Linked DNA regions of Mus musculus: region 2 is linked to region 1. Evidence: chromatin loops called from intact Hi-C (ENCODE). Cell type or tissue: left cerebral cortex. All regions are shown on one strand.

Region 1 (8,000 bases):
CTGGCTGTCCTGGAACTCGCTGTGTTGGCTGGCCTCGAACTCAGAAATCCGCCTGCCTCTGCCTCCCAAGTACTGGGATTAAAGGCGTGCGCCACCACACCTGGCCTCTAAATGTTTAAGGAATTTTAATTGATAACCATCTCAAAATTCATTTGTCAAAATCCTGGGTACTGTGCAGCATGCCTGCAAAGCCAGCACTTGGGAGGTAGCAGCAGCGGCAGCGGTAGCGGTAGCGGCAGGGGCAGGAGCAGGAGAACGATGTTATGTTTAGCCATGGAGCTAGTTAAGGTCAGACTATGCTACGTTAGTCTTTTTCTTCAGTTCTCTTGCCTCCCCTTCTTTCTTTCTGTTTTTGGGTAATTCTAAGGGATAAATTCTAGAGTCGTCTAGATGTTAAGGAATTGCTCTATCATTGAGCTATATCATACTTGCTATACATTTTCTTAAGCCAAATCTCTTTAGTTTTATTAAGCTTACAAAATGACTTCTAGTCTCTGCAACCCAGAAGTCTGCTCCTTATCACCTTATCCTAGTGCTTTACGTCATGTCTCCCGCTGTGTACTGTTGAAGTGCCCAAGGTCTCAGCTCCAGATGGCTTTTTTCTATTGATACATATACCAAAGGTTATCTCGTTAAATCTCATGGCTTTAAATACTACCTATATTTTAATATCTCGTTAAATCTCATGGCTTTAAATACTACCTATATTTTAACATCTCCAAACGTCTATCTCTAGCCCCTTAAGTTTCACATTCATATAGCTTACAGGACATTGGATATCTTCCCCAAAGTGTATCTCGTCTTACGCCTAGAGCTGGCCCTGGCCTACGTCCCATATGTTTTGACTGCAGCTGCCAATGGTTCAATAAGGGGCTACTCCATTTTCTTAATTACTCAAGTCCCAAACCCAAGAATTTGTGACTTGTCTCACATTCCTCATTCCTTGTGCACTATCTCCCTTTAAAATATTGCCTGTTACTTTAGTACCTGTTAACTATGACAGAAACTATCATACCTTGTCCCCACCTCACTCCTGCTGATCCCCGCCCCCCGCTCCCCTCCTACTTTCAAGTCTTATTGACAGAAGAATCTTAATCCCGATTTCATTGTTACTTATAGGAATGCAGGTGAGGCTGTGCTTCCAGAAGTACAGGCAGGCGCCTTCCTAGTGGTTAACCGAGTAAAGAAAACTTCTCTTCCTCCCAGGCAATCACGAACTCAGTGAGAGGAGGCTGGCTGTCCGCACAGTCAACAATCTCTATATCACATAACTATATACCAGTGTGTATGGATACCCATGTTTAAGGAAGTGTGTGTGTGTTCCCATACGCATTTGGGTATTAGATTGGTATTCTGAGGTTTTTCTTGAGGGGATGATTTCCAGTTTTATACAAATGGAATATTAAAAAAAAATCTGCCCCATAGATTGCTATTTTCATTAGTAGTTGTACTGGCTAGTTTATGTCAACTTAGAGCCATTTTGGAAGCAGGAACCACAAATGAGAAAATGCACTAGACTGGCCTATGGGCATTTTCTTGATTGATTGATGTGGCTGATTGTGGGCAGTGCCTGGTGCCATAAGAAAGCAGGCTGAGCAAGCTATGAGGAGCAGGCCGGTAAGCAGCTCCTGCCTCTCCGTTACTTTCTTGAGTTTCTGCCCTGACTTCCCTGGATGATGGACTGACTACAAGCTATAATATGAAAAAACTCTTTCCTCTCCAAGTTGCTTTTGGTCACAATCACAGTAATAACATCTTAACTAAGACTGTAGTTTACTATGTAAATAAAAACTTTGACGTTTGGTACAATATATAAAATGTATTCTTTTCAGTGGCCACATATGATACACCCACCCACACGTACCACCATGTAGTCAATATTCCTTTTAATTCTGAGTTTTTGTCACAAAGAACGTGGTGCAATGAATATCTTCACACATCTCTCTATCACTGTTTCTAACTCTTGTCTATTGGTTATTTTATTGGTAAGAAACTTACATGAGGAATTAATGTATGTATTTTAAAAAGTAAAAGATGTCATAACTTTTCCTGAAGAAACTATGACACTTTGCTGTCTCAGAATCTAGTCTCTCAGTCTGATGGGGCTTTTGTCTTTTTTTTTTTCTTTTTCTTATGATCCTACTTGTTAAAAATTTATTCCCTGGGATGGAGAAATGGCTCAGCGGTTAAGAGCACTGACTGCTCTTCTGAAGGTTCTGAGTTCAATTCCCAGAAACCACATGGTGGCTCACAACCATCTGTAATGAGATCTAACACCTTCTTTTGGTATATATGAAGACAGCTACAGTGTACTTAGATATAATAATAAATAAATCTTTGGGTCGGAGCGAGGTGGGCTGAGCAAGTATTGGTCCTGAATTCAAATTCCCAGCAACCACATGATGGCTCACAACCATCAGTACAGCTACAGTGTACTCATATACATAAAATAAATAAATACATAAATAATCTTTAAAAAAATTGATTCTTTCAAATTACATCATTTTTGTCATTATAACAGTATATTTTTAATAATTTCTACTTACCTATTATAAAGGCTGTAATTTCTAAGTATTTGTCTTAAATTCTATCAACATGCTAAAATTTTCAACTATTGACTTTTTTCTAATATTAATACCAATTTTTAAATTTTCTTGCTTTTCTGCAATTACTTTGTCTTTTAAATTATAAACAGTAGCTGTTCTCCAAGAGGAGAAGAAACTGACTAAAACGTTGTTAACTAAGCAACAGGAACTCCCATGTCAGAGACACCCAATACATCACAGTCTTAGACGGCTAATGCATGTCACTGAACTAACTGGCATTGTTTATTGCCTATATAACTGTATGCTGTCTTTTATCAAATACATTGAGTGGGGACATTAAATCATCATAATAGAAAGTGAAAATACTTGCCTATGTTTACAATAAAATTCCAAAGCTGGTACAAATGTTCAATTTCGTATACATTATTCTGAGGTAAGCAGAAAAATACTAACCTTCAAATTCAACTGAGATTTTCCAGTGTAAATTCTGAAGGTGTCGACGAAGCTTGTGACTACTATAAGCTCTGAACTTTTCCTTAGGACACAGCGGGCAAGTTTGACTGTTTTCTTAAAAAGGAGAAAAAGCACAGACAATCAGCTGTTAATGCCTGGGTCAGCTACACAGTAACAGGAGCCTCCCCGTGCACTCACCATCCCTCCCTTAGATAAAGAGGAAAAGGGTTGTTTCTGAGCCTGGATGTCCTTCAACAAGAACTGTAGCATTTCAACAATGACTATCTTTAGCTCTGAGACTCTGCTATCTGTGGCTCCTGATGATGGTTGTTGCCAGCAGGAACAGAGAAGTTCGAAAAGCGAAATTCCCTCCAGCTAAACTCTTGCCAAGAGACCACCACTCAGCAATTTAGAATGGGAAAGCAGCAATATGGCATTTCTAGAAGGGCTGGGCCTCAGGAGAGATGCCTGAGCATCTGCTATGGTTCCCTACTACTCCAGCAGTGGCAACAACAGCCAAAGACAGGGAAAGAAAAACAGAAGACAAAATACAATGCATTGCTATTCTGAGACCAGGGACCTGGTAAAACCATCACACCTGACTCTCACTGTATTACTACATTTACGTTTTCCCTTCTTTATGAAGTACTCCTGAAAAGACAATATGGATCATCAAAACAGAGCATTAACTTAGCAATACAGTACACTTCAAATAATAACTCTTATAAAGTGTTCAAGAGTTATAATCTCAGGCCAGCAAGATGGCTCAGTAGTAAGGCAGTGAAGTCTGATAGCCTGTGCTCAATGCCCAGGACCACACACTGCTTGCTGCCCTGCCCCCACCAATAAGCCGGCAGACAAGTAAGAATTCAAGCCTCAAATTTAAGCTCAAAGCAATAAAATATACAGAAATAACAAATCAATAATGATATTTTAATTCAACAGATAAATATCTTTCACAAAGAGAATAATGCAAGACTAAGTATAATTAATTTTTGTATAGAGTGCCAATCTTAGACAAACATGAGCACTAAGCACTAGAACGGTAACACAGGGCAGGAGATGGCTCGGTGGGTAAGGTACCCACTGAGTAAAGCCTCAGTCTGAAACTCACACGGAGGGAGGAGCTGACTGACACGCATGGCACGCTCTTCTCACCAAATAAATAAAATATTAAAGAAAGAGGGAGATGGAAGGAGGGAGGGGGAAGGAAGGAGAGGGAGGGAGAGGTAGGACAGTGGAGCACTGATGATGTCATTTAGAACTTTTGTACCAACTATGCTGCCTCCCTTTTATACCAGGGAATTTTAACTGCTATGTCACTTATCTTTATTTTAAGTGTACTTGTTTTGCCTGCATGGGTGTCTGTGCATCGTAGCCATGCTTGGGGCCTAGAGGAGGGTGTTAGATCACCTGAACTAGAGTTATAGATGGCACCCACCATGTGGGTGCTGGGACTTGAACCTAAGTCCTTTGAAAGAGCAGCCAGTGCTCAGAACCACTGAGCCACCTCTCCAGTCCCAGCTATGATACTGTTTCAGGATGTCAAAAACTTGTTGTTAATTCAATTACCACCTTATAGAAACACAGTCCTTAACTGTGAAATTAACTCAAGGAGTTTATTTTACTATTGTTCTACTTCAATGGGAATAAATTTATTCTTAACAGTTTTCATGAGTTGAAAAATGATGACCCATTACAAGTTAAATGAATGTCTCAAAATAAAAATTAAAAACTGAACAATGACAACAAAAAGATATGTATGACACCTTAAAGAAATCAAAAAAGGACAAAATAGATATTCAGTGTGCATGTGAGTGTATCTGTGTGCATGCATGTATACATGTCTGCCTGTGCCTGGGTGTGCCTGAATGTATGTTTGTGTGTGTGTGTGTGTGTGTGTGTGTGTGTGTGTGTAGCCCCAAACATGGAAATACCTGTGCCTGGATTATCTGAGTTCAATGAACTGGCAGAGTCAACATCTCCTTCAGTCCCAAAAGCTAACTTCTCCAGGTCAGCAAGCCGCCTTTGAATTGAGATGTGTCTCTCTGAAAAGAAAAAAATTTTAAGAGTCAGAAAACTGTTTTAACAATTTTCCCTAATCCATTTTCAGTTGTTCACACCATGTTGACATTTATGCTTTTGTTTTCTATAGAGCCTGCTACCTCATGGGGACTGCTACAGTTCAGTTTAGAAAATGGCAAATGTATTTCAGAATGCAAAAAGTTACAGAGAAAAACTCTACTGTGCACCTTTCAGCTTTCAAATTGTATTGAGTCAAAGTAACTGCATGGAGAATGATTCTCGCCTGGGAGCTCAGGTGGAGCTCAGTGGATAGACTGCCGTTCCAGCATCCAGGAAGCTGAGTCTGACCCTTAGGACCACATAAACGGGGCGCGGTGGTGCACACCTGGGAGCTTAGCACACAGATATAGAGGTTGGAGGGCAGGGTGTTCAGAGCCTTCAACCACAGAATGAATTCAAAGCCAGCCTGGGACAAATGAGACCATGTCAGAAAGACAGAAAACAAACAAAAAAAATTCTGTCCTGTACAAAATAGTTTGAGAGCTATAATGCATGTTTTGTGTCTTCAAAAAACTTTAGTTACATGTGAGCGATTAACATTCTAATTTTTAACTGTAACAATAGGTAAAATGAAAGGAGTATCAGATGTAAGGTAGCATGAAAGCAAGGGAGGGCCAGTCAATTGTAACAAGTGGCTGAGAGCATTACTTGCTAAGAGTTAATCCATCAAGAACACAATCTCATGACTTAGGTTATGAATAGAAATTCAATTAAGTAGACTTGGTGACCAGTCTTATAAATCCGAAAGTGACTTCAGGAACAAGAAGTTTGTGGTATAAAATTTCCAGCTACCACAGCCCTTGTCTATAAAGTAATACATTTGAGGGTGGGTAGGCTGGGTGGAAAACACACAGGTAAAGCGGGGCGTAAGTCAAAGTAGTAAAGAATTCTGTTAGCTCAGACTTTATTCTTTGGGGAATGGTAAATGATTTGCATGTAAGTGCTTGGGGGAAGCATCTGGGAGCTGTAGCAGCAATCGGGGTGGTGAGAAAATGGTCTCAGAAAGGTATGGGAGGAGAGAAAGTGGGGGGGGGGGAAAGGAAGAGGATTTGGGCTTTGAGAGGTATGGGTAGGAGGCAAAGTAAAGGTGGTCTCTGAGTTTTTGTGGCTGTGGATAACAGTGCCATCAGCCAAAGGAGGAAAGGGACTTTTCTGGTAGGAAGATAGAGGACAAGAAAAACGGAAATTTCAACAGGGTGTGTTTTCCGTACGCCTTACAGCAATGGTGTCCAATAGGCAGCTGAAGTTTTATGTCTGGAGCTCAGTAATGAATGAATGAATGAATGAATGGGTAGAAGAACCGAGGAGATGGAGACGCTAAAGGAGAATAATAGGTAAAAGAAATACACAAAACTAAGCATTACAGCTGGAAAGATTAAGACTGCTGTATGTGGTAGATAGTCTCCTGTAATCTTTTGTTTGTTTATTTTTTATTTTGTTTTAAACAGAGTTTCTCTGTGTAGCCCTGGATGTCTTGGAACTTGGTTCTGTAGACCAAGCTGGTCTAGAAATCTGAGAAACCTATATATGCCTCCTGGGATCAAAGGTGTGCGCCACCACTGCCCAGCTTCCTGTGATCTTTAAAAACTACAGAGAATAGATGACCAAATAGAAAGGAAACACAGAAAACCAGTGTGGTTGCTTTTTCAAAAACTTTAGCAGTGCAGAAAAGGAGACAGATGGACTTGCAATTTGTTTCTTCTAAGGATGTTCTGAAGGCGCGCATGCCACAGGAAAGGAACATTTACAAAGTGGGAATCAGAATCCATAAGACCAGCTGATACCAATGCACAGGCAAGCTCCAAAGAGAAAGGTAACGGACCGAATCTCAGGCTTCAGTCAGTATGCTCAGTAATTTAAAACCTTAAGAATTCAAATTCAATTTTTGATGCTGCCATCATTCGTCCCATCTCTGCTCCCTCACATTCTCAGTCCCTCATTCACTCGTGCGTAAAATCTTTCCTTTTTTGCCTTTTTTTCTTTTCTTTTCATTCTTTTTTCGAGGCAGGGTTTCTCTGTGTAGTTCTGGCTGTCCTGGAACTCACTCTGTAGACCAGGCTGGCCTCAAACTCAGAAATCCGCCTGCTTCTGCCTCCCGAGTGCTGGGGTCAAAGGCATGCGCCACCATGCCCGGCTCTTTTTTGCCTTTCTTACAGTAAACAATAAAAGGGCAGCAGTTGTACTTGATTCATCTTTCTGATGACTAACGGTCAAGTTCAGGAACTGCTACTCAGCAGACACTGAGGATAGTTAAAGTTTTTAAAAACCATTAGCTGTTTTGAATGTAGTAGCACATTTTTATCACTGATTCTGGGATCTAACACCATCGGACGATTCTGCTCAAATGACAGTTTTCTAAGCAAAAGCAAGGAGTGACAAACATCATTGTATTACTGTCTTTATACTTTTCTTTCTTGAGATAGGAGCTCACTATATAGCTACGACTCTTCTGGAACTATGTAGCCTATGCTGGCTTCAAACTCATTATCCTCCTACTTCAGCTTCTCAAATTCGGGAATTACAGATATGAGCTTGATAAACTTCATATACTAGGCTTTGTTCAAAAACTTAGAATAAAATACAGGCCCAAAAAAGTAACTTAGTTTTTAGTTCGGATAGTGATGGTCCAAAAAGAATTCATTTATACAAACTAAACTACCACATTTGAAATCGAGAAAGGTTCTGTTTCATAGTTCAGGCATGTATGTGCAATAGGATATATAATGCTGCATAAAAGATATGCCTCCTGGATTATTCTGTTAGGCAGTACAATATAAGAGGATCCTAATAAAATTAATAAGTTAGAAAAAGAAAACTGAAAATTATCTAGTCCACTATTGAAGGAAAATTTCAAAACCTGTCTGAAAATTCTTTTTATATCTTTCTAATCTTTTCTGGTTCAACATGGTAATATCA
Region 2 (8,000 bases), 1.0 Mb after region 1:
TAAAAACCATTAACAGTCAAAATTAGGGCTGGGGATTACATTTCCTCAAAATACCTTGTTTTGTTGCGCTTTCAGTTCTTCAAACTGAGTCTTGTACCTGCGTCCAATTTTCTTGACTTGAGTGATTGTTTTGACCTTTTCCTGTATATCAATTATTTTGGCATCTAAATCTTTCTGAATGCCTTCCTTTTCAGTCCGTGCTTTACTTAAGTCTTCCCGCAGACTCTGGATTAAATTCTGGTTGTTAGTCAAGGATGCATTTGATCTTTGAAAAAAAAGAGGAGAGGTTTCTTAAAAGAACCAAATACACAATGTTTGGCAAATTTTCAGCTTAAGTACTGCTTTAATTAATAATAGCTTTCTAATTAAAATTCCCTCCACCTGAAAGACATGTACTTTATGATTTTGGTCTTTTATTAGACCTTATTGCACAGGTCTAATCCAGTTCTGAAGAAACACTGAAGTGCTAAGTGAAGCCCTCAAGTGGCGGCACGCAGTCTCACTAGACCTGCGACCAAGGGTTCTCTGTAGGTCAGAGTCTCCAGGTTTCCCATAAGCGGCAGAGGAACTTTGTCAGCTGGGGCTTAAAGCCTATATACAGTTTCCTCACATATTATTCTTTATGCACAACTGTTAGTATTCTATATAGTTTGTCCTACTGTACATGTCATGAACTGAACTTTCATAGCAAGACAACCTAAAAAGAGCAGCAGCTAATTCCAACTTTGTACAAGTATAAACTCAAGCTTTTTGAATTTTCTTTTTTTCTTTTTCTTTCTTCCTCTCTTTGTTTTTACTTTTTTTAAAGAAATAGTATCTCTCATACTGAGCATGCCAAAATACTGTTTGGAATAAAGAAAAAAACATGTAACAGAGATTTGTAAGCTATAGTTTTCAATAAGAGACAGGATTAGCACAATTAAAAAAAACAACAACAAAAAGCTTTATAGATTTTCATAAAGAGGCTATGAACAGAAAAACAAAAACATAAATTGTACGTACGTTATTGACTATCAATTGTTAGAAAAGAAATTAGCTTTAGAGGTACAACATGTAGCTTTTAAATACTCAAGAAAAAACCTTGATATATGGACACAAAGAATTCAATGTTTTGTTGTCTTACTGAAAAGAAACAAAGGCAAAGAGCCGCAGCGAAGGGCTTTTACCTTCCTACAAAGCAGGATCACAGAGAACATATTGTCATTCAGCACTTGGGAGGGAAACACTGAGTTCAAGGCCACCCTGGGTTACACATGGACTAGACCTAGGGTACTCTGGGCTACAGAGAGACCTCATCTCATGGGGAAAATCGTGCACTACATATAATTTAAAACGTTCATCCCTAATACCTTGCAATTTCAGCCTTAAGCCTTCCAACTTCTTCATTTAGCTGTTGGATTCTCTTAGTGTGAATTTCCTTTTCAGAAAGCAACTTTCGATATTCTTCTGTGTCTGGATCTTTCTGTTGATTTATTAGTTGCTAGAAAAATAGAAGTGCATACTGTCAGGTTATCTAAACACAAAGTGCTATAGTAAAGTGATTAAAAATCTAGCTTATTCACTTTAACTGTCTTGCCTACAGAGTAGTAAGTATCAAAACAGCATGTTTGAAGTTTTAATTAGGAGAGCAAAATCTAGCCAAGATAGACGGGCAAAAAAACATCAAATTTTATTAACTGTTTATCATTTTTCAGAGCTGTGAATGAACTTGAACGAATTTGACTTAAGTTTCTTTTTTTCTTTTAACATTTAGTATGTTATTGTGCATGTAATGTGTGTGTATGTTTATGTGAGTGAGTGTGTATATTTGTTTGTGCACGCGCACATGCCATTAAACACATGTGGAAGTCAACTTGTAAAAGTCAGTTCTCACTGTCTTTATGTTGGCTCTGGAGACTTAAGTTTAGGTCTTCAGGCCAGACTGCAATTAGCCATCTCACTGGACTTTCCTCATTGTGTGTCTACAAAGAGCAAAATGAAGAATAAAAGTGCTCTGAAATTCTGAAATATTTCTTTATCCTTAAATGGTTACCATTCTACAGAATTTCTCGGTATCTGAGAAACTGAGTTTAATTTCTGTCACCAAAAACATTTTTTTTTAAATTAGGTATTTTCTTCATTTACATTTACAATGCTATCCCAAAAGTTCCCCCTCCCCCAAAAAAACCACTGCTTTAAGAGCCATATTCTTTTTGTTTGTTTGTTTGATTTTTTTTTTTTTTTGAGACAGGGTTTCTCTATATAGCCCTGGCTATACTGGAATTCACTTTGTAGACCAGGCTGGCCTCGAACTCAGAAATCCTCCTGCCTCTGCCTCCCGAGTGCTGGGACTAAAGGCGTGCGCCACCACGCCCTGCAAATGAAGAAAACTAGTCTAGCAAAGTTAGAAAACTCGCATGGAGGTCACACGCTACGTAACTAGTATTTTCAAGGTAGACTTCTCACTAAATGCACTATGCTATATGGTCTCATCCCCAATAGACTTATAACTATTAGTCTTCTAATGGTGAATGCAATTTTCACTAGTTTCACAACTATTTTCCATCTCTAATTCTTACACTGCTGAAGCTCATTTCTGTGTCAGTAAATGGCTAACTGTACTCACCTGGTTCCGTGCTTTCCAACGCTTAACATCCTCTTCCAGTAGCTTCTTTTCTGCCTGGAGCATACCGCTTTTCTCACTCAGCTCAGCATTGGCTTCTTGTAAGGGTAAAATGTCTAACTCCAGTTTCCTCACCTGAAAAGAGTCCCAAGTATGTTTATAACAAATGGTAAATTAATCTGTGCCGCGGACTGGCCTCAGTTGGGCCCCTTGCTCCGTGGGAAAATCAGTCCTGTAAAGGTAGTCAGGGATTCAGTGAAAAATGACAAACAAATACAGACACAAAAGGGTGTTGTATCTGAATGTAATTTGTCAAAGTGAGCATGAGACTTTTATATATTACAGAAAACAAAGAAGTTAAGTGATACATTAAGGTCAGACGAGGTACATTGAAATTATCTGACACAAAACAAAAAATGCATACAAAATGACTGGCAGGAACCAGGCAAGGTTTACAATAGAGGTATGATCAGCCCTGTGTAAAATCAGCTATTTACAGGAGCCAGGTGAAAGGTCTGATGCAATGCTAGTCTATTGTTAAACCCACCACCAGGGGTCCCTTAGTACATACCTACTTACGCTAATCCTCCAGACCTAGTGAAAAACATGCACCAGGGGAGTTCTTACGATTAACCCTTTCATGAATAGTACAACACTCCCAGTTCCTCCTAAAACCACAACCTTCCTTCCTCCTAGGCCATTGTAAATTCCTGTGTATGGGAGTGACTCGGCAATTATTGTTCATAAGTATTTACTATGTAGACTGAGATTTCTAGCTCTATTCAAGTAACTGTAAAGCCTAATTTCTTTCACTGTCTCCCTTACAATACTAGAGGTAATTCTGAACGTCACTTAATAGGCAACATTCTTACTGAATTCCAAGCCCAGGATTGGCTCAAGGACTGCCTAGGACATAGGGACATTGGAGGAGGCTAATCTAACTTAGCTATATGTCAAAAAAAATCAATCCTTAGAGGCACTTATAATAAAACAATACTGAAGGAAAGCACACGGATCCGTTCTCTACTAAAGCAAGGACAGATTTGGAGCACTCGTTATACAGGATGCCCTGGTTCCAGGTGACTAAGTTTCTGTGAACTTTTTGCCTCGGGACTGCGGCCAAGCTTCTAGACCTGTCACTCAAGTCACTCCTGGAGTGGGTGTGGCAATCTGTATCTTTATAAATAGTAAGGGCTTCTGCGCTCAGCTGGTAAGGCACAAACCTTGGCTTGCATTTGTTGTAGGTTCTGTTCGAGCCTTTCCTTTTCCTCCCGTAGCATCTTGTTGGTCTCCATAACAACGTTCATTGTTTCAGTTTTCTTCATCAGCTCTTCATGTTGCGCCATTGTTTTTGCAGTTACCTGAAACAGTGACAAACACATAGATCAACAACCAGCACTCAGACTCGTCTTTTTCCTACCAGTTCTAATCTTCCCAATAAAAAAGTATAGAGAATTTAAACTTCAACTTTAACTGAAACTTTGAAAGCTTGCAGGTTATTTTCCTGAGACATGTTAATTTCAAATGAGTTTAAATAAATGTAAGAGACTTAAAGAAAAAAGGACTACAAATGCTGCCAGCACTACAGGTATTTTTGCTTGTACTTTGGTATGAGCTCTAAAGTACTGTTACTTTGACTCCTGGCTTTTCCCCTTCCCACACCTGCTCAGGATTCTGAACATTTAGTTATGTTACTCTAGTAACAGGTACAGTAAGTGAGCTCATGGACTCAGCAGTGAGTTGAGAGCCACCAGTGCTTGGAGTTACCATGGTGTGTTTAGTTTAATTTCTTAGTTTCAATCTATTCTATCTAGAATGACTCTAGACTTTTATTTTAGAATGAATCACAAGGTATTTATATATAGCAGCTGCAAAAGATTAGAAAGCTGGAATTTTATATACTGTATACTACAGTCCAGATGATTCGCATGCACAATCTCAATCCTACCTCTCATCTACAGACAAGGAGACTAAGAGGAGGGAAGCTAAGCAATGTTCAGCATATCGAGCTAATCCTATGGAAGCAGAATTCCAAACCAGACCTCTACAACAGAGCTTCTAATCACCACACAACTCGGCAATACTGGACAGATGCTAAATTTACAACTTTAGGATGAGTGCTCAAATTAGTGTATCGTGGTAGAAACACATGAGCTTTCCTTCTTTAAGCTTGGTGTATGGACATACCTGCACCTTTTCCCTTTCCACATTCAGGCTATCCTGCAGTTCTTGCAACTCCCGTTCTAGAAGTTCAACTCTTTGTCGATACCGCAAACTCTCAACCTGAGCCACCTCAAACCTAGTTTCAGCAATTTCTTTTTCTCGTCGAATAAATCTACAAGAAGGCATGTTAAAATTTTAGAAAACTCTAAGTTTAGTGTTTTAAAACTTGGAGAATTAAGACAACAAAATGCATCACTTTAGTATTCACTTTCATATTTCAACGACAGATTACTTTTGGGCTTAGATAGTAGCATCAGAAACATATTATTCTGGGCCTACAAAATGGCTAAGGAAATAACAGTACTTGTGCATGACATGCACGCACACAAACACTCAGTAATAATACGTGAGTAAACAATTAAAGATAGATTATCTTTAGGCTGTGTCCAATGACACACATCCATAATCCTAACACTCGAGAGGGAGAAGCAGCTGGGGTTAGTGAGGAAAAAAATATCTTTAAAATAATTTGAGACATCTAGTTTCCCTTTCCTTTCGTGAAATGGGATCTTGTTATGTAGCCCAGGCTGTCCTGTAATGGCCAGTTCCCACCTTGGCCTTCTAGGATTACAGATGTGCCCTTCTCACCACGCAGAGCTGGTCTTTATCTTTAGTTTCTCAGAAAAAGCAGCTCAAGTTCTTCCTATGAGATTCAACCTTACAAGCATGGATTTCATCTCAGTATCAATAGTGAGCACTAGGTTCCTTGGCCAACTGAGGCGGAGTGAGCTGTACAGCACTACGTCCGTGCCTTCCTCATTACTGGGCCACTGTAAGAATGTAGCTGACTTACCTAAGAATTTCTAGAATTTGTTCTTGAGATTTCCCTTCTTCATTGAGAGATACATTTAATGGCGCTTGCACAGCATCCTTCATAGAGGTGACCACCTTGTCACTTAATTTTTCGATTTGATCATGAAGTAGTCGGTTTTGTTTCTCTAGATCTTCACAGCGAGACACACTTTTGGAAACTTCATCCTACAAGCCAAGGGTCCATCATAATGTTTTCCCAAATGTACAGGAAAAACAAACATAAGAAACCCTTTCCTTTCTTCAGAACATTCTACTGCGACCTACAACATTACCTTCAACACTCTCTCTCTCTCTTCCCAAGATGCTTTACATTCCAACAACTGGGATTCTGCTTTCTGAGTTGTTTCTTCCAAATGCTGACGGATTGATGTCATTTTTGAAACCTGTTCCTTGGCAGCTTGCAGAGCTTCGACATCAGCAGCATGTAGCATCAATTCTCTCTCATACTTATTCTGGGCTTCCACAGCGATTTTAGCCTGCAATTAACAATTCCCCCATCGATAAAGATTAAGATCCACAAATTAATACTTAGACACACACACACACACACACACACACAATATTTCTGTTATATACGCACATGTGTGAAGGCTAAAGGACTTTGGGTGTCCTGCTCTAGAGCTCTCTGTCTATTATTTTCAGACAGGGTCTCTCACTGCACCCTTCTGGTAGCCAGCAACCCTACAACCTTCCGCCTCCCACAGCACTGGGCTTTCACATGTCTGGAAGCTGGAATCCAACCTGAGGCTTAAAACACACTGCTCAGAAACTATGAGAAGAACACTTACTTGTTCCTGACAGTCACGCCTGGCTTGCTGTTCATTACTTAAAGCTGTGCTTGCTCTCTGAAGAGCTTCTTGTACTTCATTCTGAACAGTAGACAGTGTTTTCTTCAATTCACTTAACTAAACAAGAGTAAGCCACAGTTAATTACAATCTGGGAAAATACTTAAGACATTAAACAATCCACTTAAGTAAACTGAATACAGCTATATAATCTGATATAATCTACAGTTTTTAACTCTGGCTACTATCTGCAAAATCCAAGGCAGAGCTTCTTTCTAAAAAGCAGCACTAAATAATCAATTTTGTTAAGTGATCTAAATTTTTCAAAAGGAAATTTATACAGATGCACAGAATTGAGTGAAAATATAAAATTAAAATTCATAGGTATGCATTCAAGCAATTTCTGATGAGACAAACCAAAGTATAACTTATGAACTAATAAAGTGAACTCAGGTTGCTAAGAAAGCAAGCTCCTGTGAATCCCAGTGAACTCACTTGCTGTTCCATGCTCTCGATGGCTTTCCTCTTATCATCCTGAAGTTCTTGCTTTTCCTTCTCTACTTCCATCAATTTCTTCTCCAACTGTGTCTGAAACTCTGCTGATTCTTTCAAGCGAACTTCAATGTTCTTATGAACCTCCTCAGTCACCTTCATAAGCAGCCAGAAACAAGAGTAATAACATGATATGCAATACTTTTCCCAATTTAAACTGAACTGGAACCAAACTAAAGTTACTATTTGTCTTATACTAGGAGAAGAATCCCTAAGATGATTAGCCAAGCAGATATACCACATAAATCTAGAAGCGTAACTTCTCTTTCAACCTGGGTTTTTCCATATTGAAATCTGAATCTCTTTATTTTCCCTTCCAGCCTCATATCCATTTGCCCAAATCTACTTAGTCTATCAGTAAAAGATATGGATTGATGCCAGTCACAACAGCATTTTTAAAAAGTGGTGGTACTCTCTACAATATATCCTTAATCCACTACACTACCCTTTGAAGAAAATTTTCTAACTATGACACATTAAGAATCAATGGTTCCATATAAGCACACAAAAATAACCTGACATGCTTATCTGAATACTCTCTCGATTGAGGCTTGACAGCTTTCCACTATTTTGATGACCTGCATGGCTCTCTATTCAAAGGTACCCACTTGTCAACCGTGACGCGGAGTCATGCACGAGCAGCAGATAACTCATATTCATTCTCCCCAATGCCTGAGCTTTCTAAATCGTGTGACTTTTGTTTTGACTTATTAGACCCAAAAACTTTCCAAAAGTAAAAGAAACGATGTCAGCCTAACCCATAACACACTGCTTTATAAACAAGCAAGTTCTTAATTAAGGACAGTGTGGCTTCTATGTACCTGTTTCTCCTTGTTCAGGGAATCTTCTAAGCTGGTCACCATGGCTCGATACTGCTCCACATTACTGGTACTTGTCTTGAGTCTCTCCTTCAAGTCATTGACCTGTTCTTCAGCCTGCCTTAGCTGACTTTTAAGATCATCAACGTCATCTCTGTCACCAGGCTGACCTGGAAGAAATAAAACGCTCTAGTAAAATATATACT

What was found. A loop is a pair of places that touch in the nucleus more often than their neighbours do. Peaks named below come from ENCODE experiments on the same cell type or tissue, not always from the same donor. Only the 100,000 strongest peaks of a DNase experiment are listed, where the experiment ranks them.
Region 2: a loop joins it to region 1, with 2.8 times the contacts of the local background. A loop is called at or near these places in 7 of 42 quality-filtered maps.

What each region holds. Positions count from the first base shown.
Region 1 is chr1:151,430,841-151,438,840 of GRCm38, reverse strand. It overlaps Trmt1l (tRNA methyltransferase 1 like), which reads right to left. Exons shown (of 15, transcript NM_026876.4): 2 at 4,937-5,047; 3 at 3,000-3,113. Among named protein-coding and RNA genes, the nearest start is that of Trmt1l, 6.3 kb to the right of the region's middle. In left cerebral cortex, no CTCF peak of the experiment used is centred here; no DNase peak of the experiment used is centred here.
Region 2 is chr1:150,421,600-150,429,599 of GRCm38, reverse strand. Tpr (translocated promoter region, nuclear basket protein) reads right to left here. Exons shown (of 52, transcript NM_133780.3): 23 at 7,798-7,964; 24 at 6,920-7,072; 25 at 6,427-6,543; 26 at 5,911-6,114; 27 at 5,619-5,803; 28 at 4,790-4,937; 29 at 3,826-3,963; 30 at 2,606-2,737; 31 at 1,350-1,480; 32 at 55-265. Among named protein-coding and RNA genes, the nearest start is that of Odr4, 33 kb to the right of the region's middle. In left cerebral cortex, a CTCF peak has its summit at 3,121; no DNase peak of the experiment used is centred here.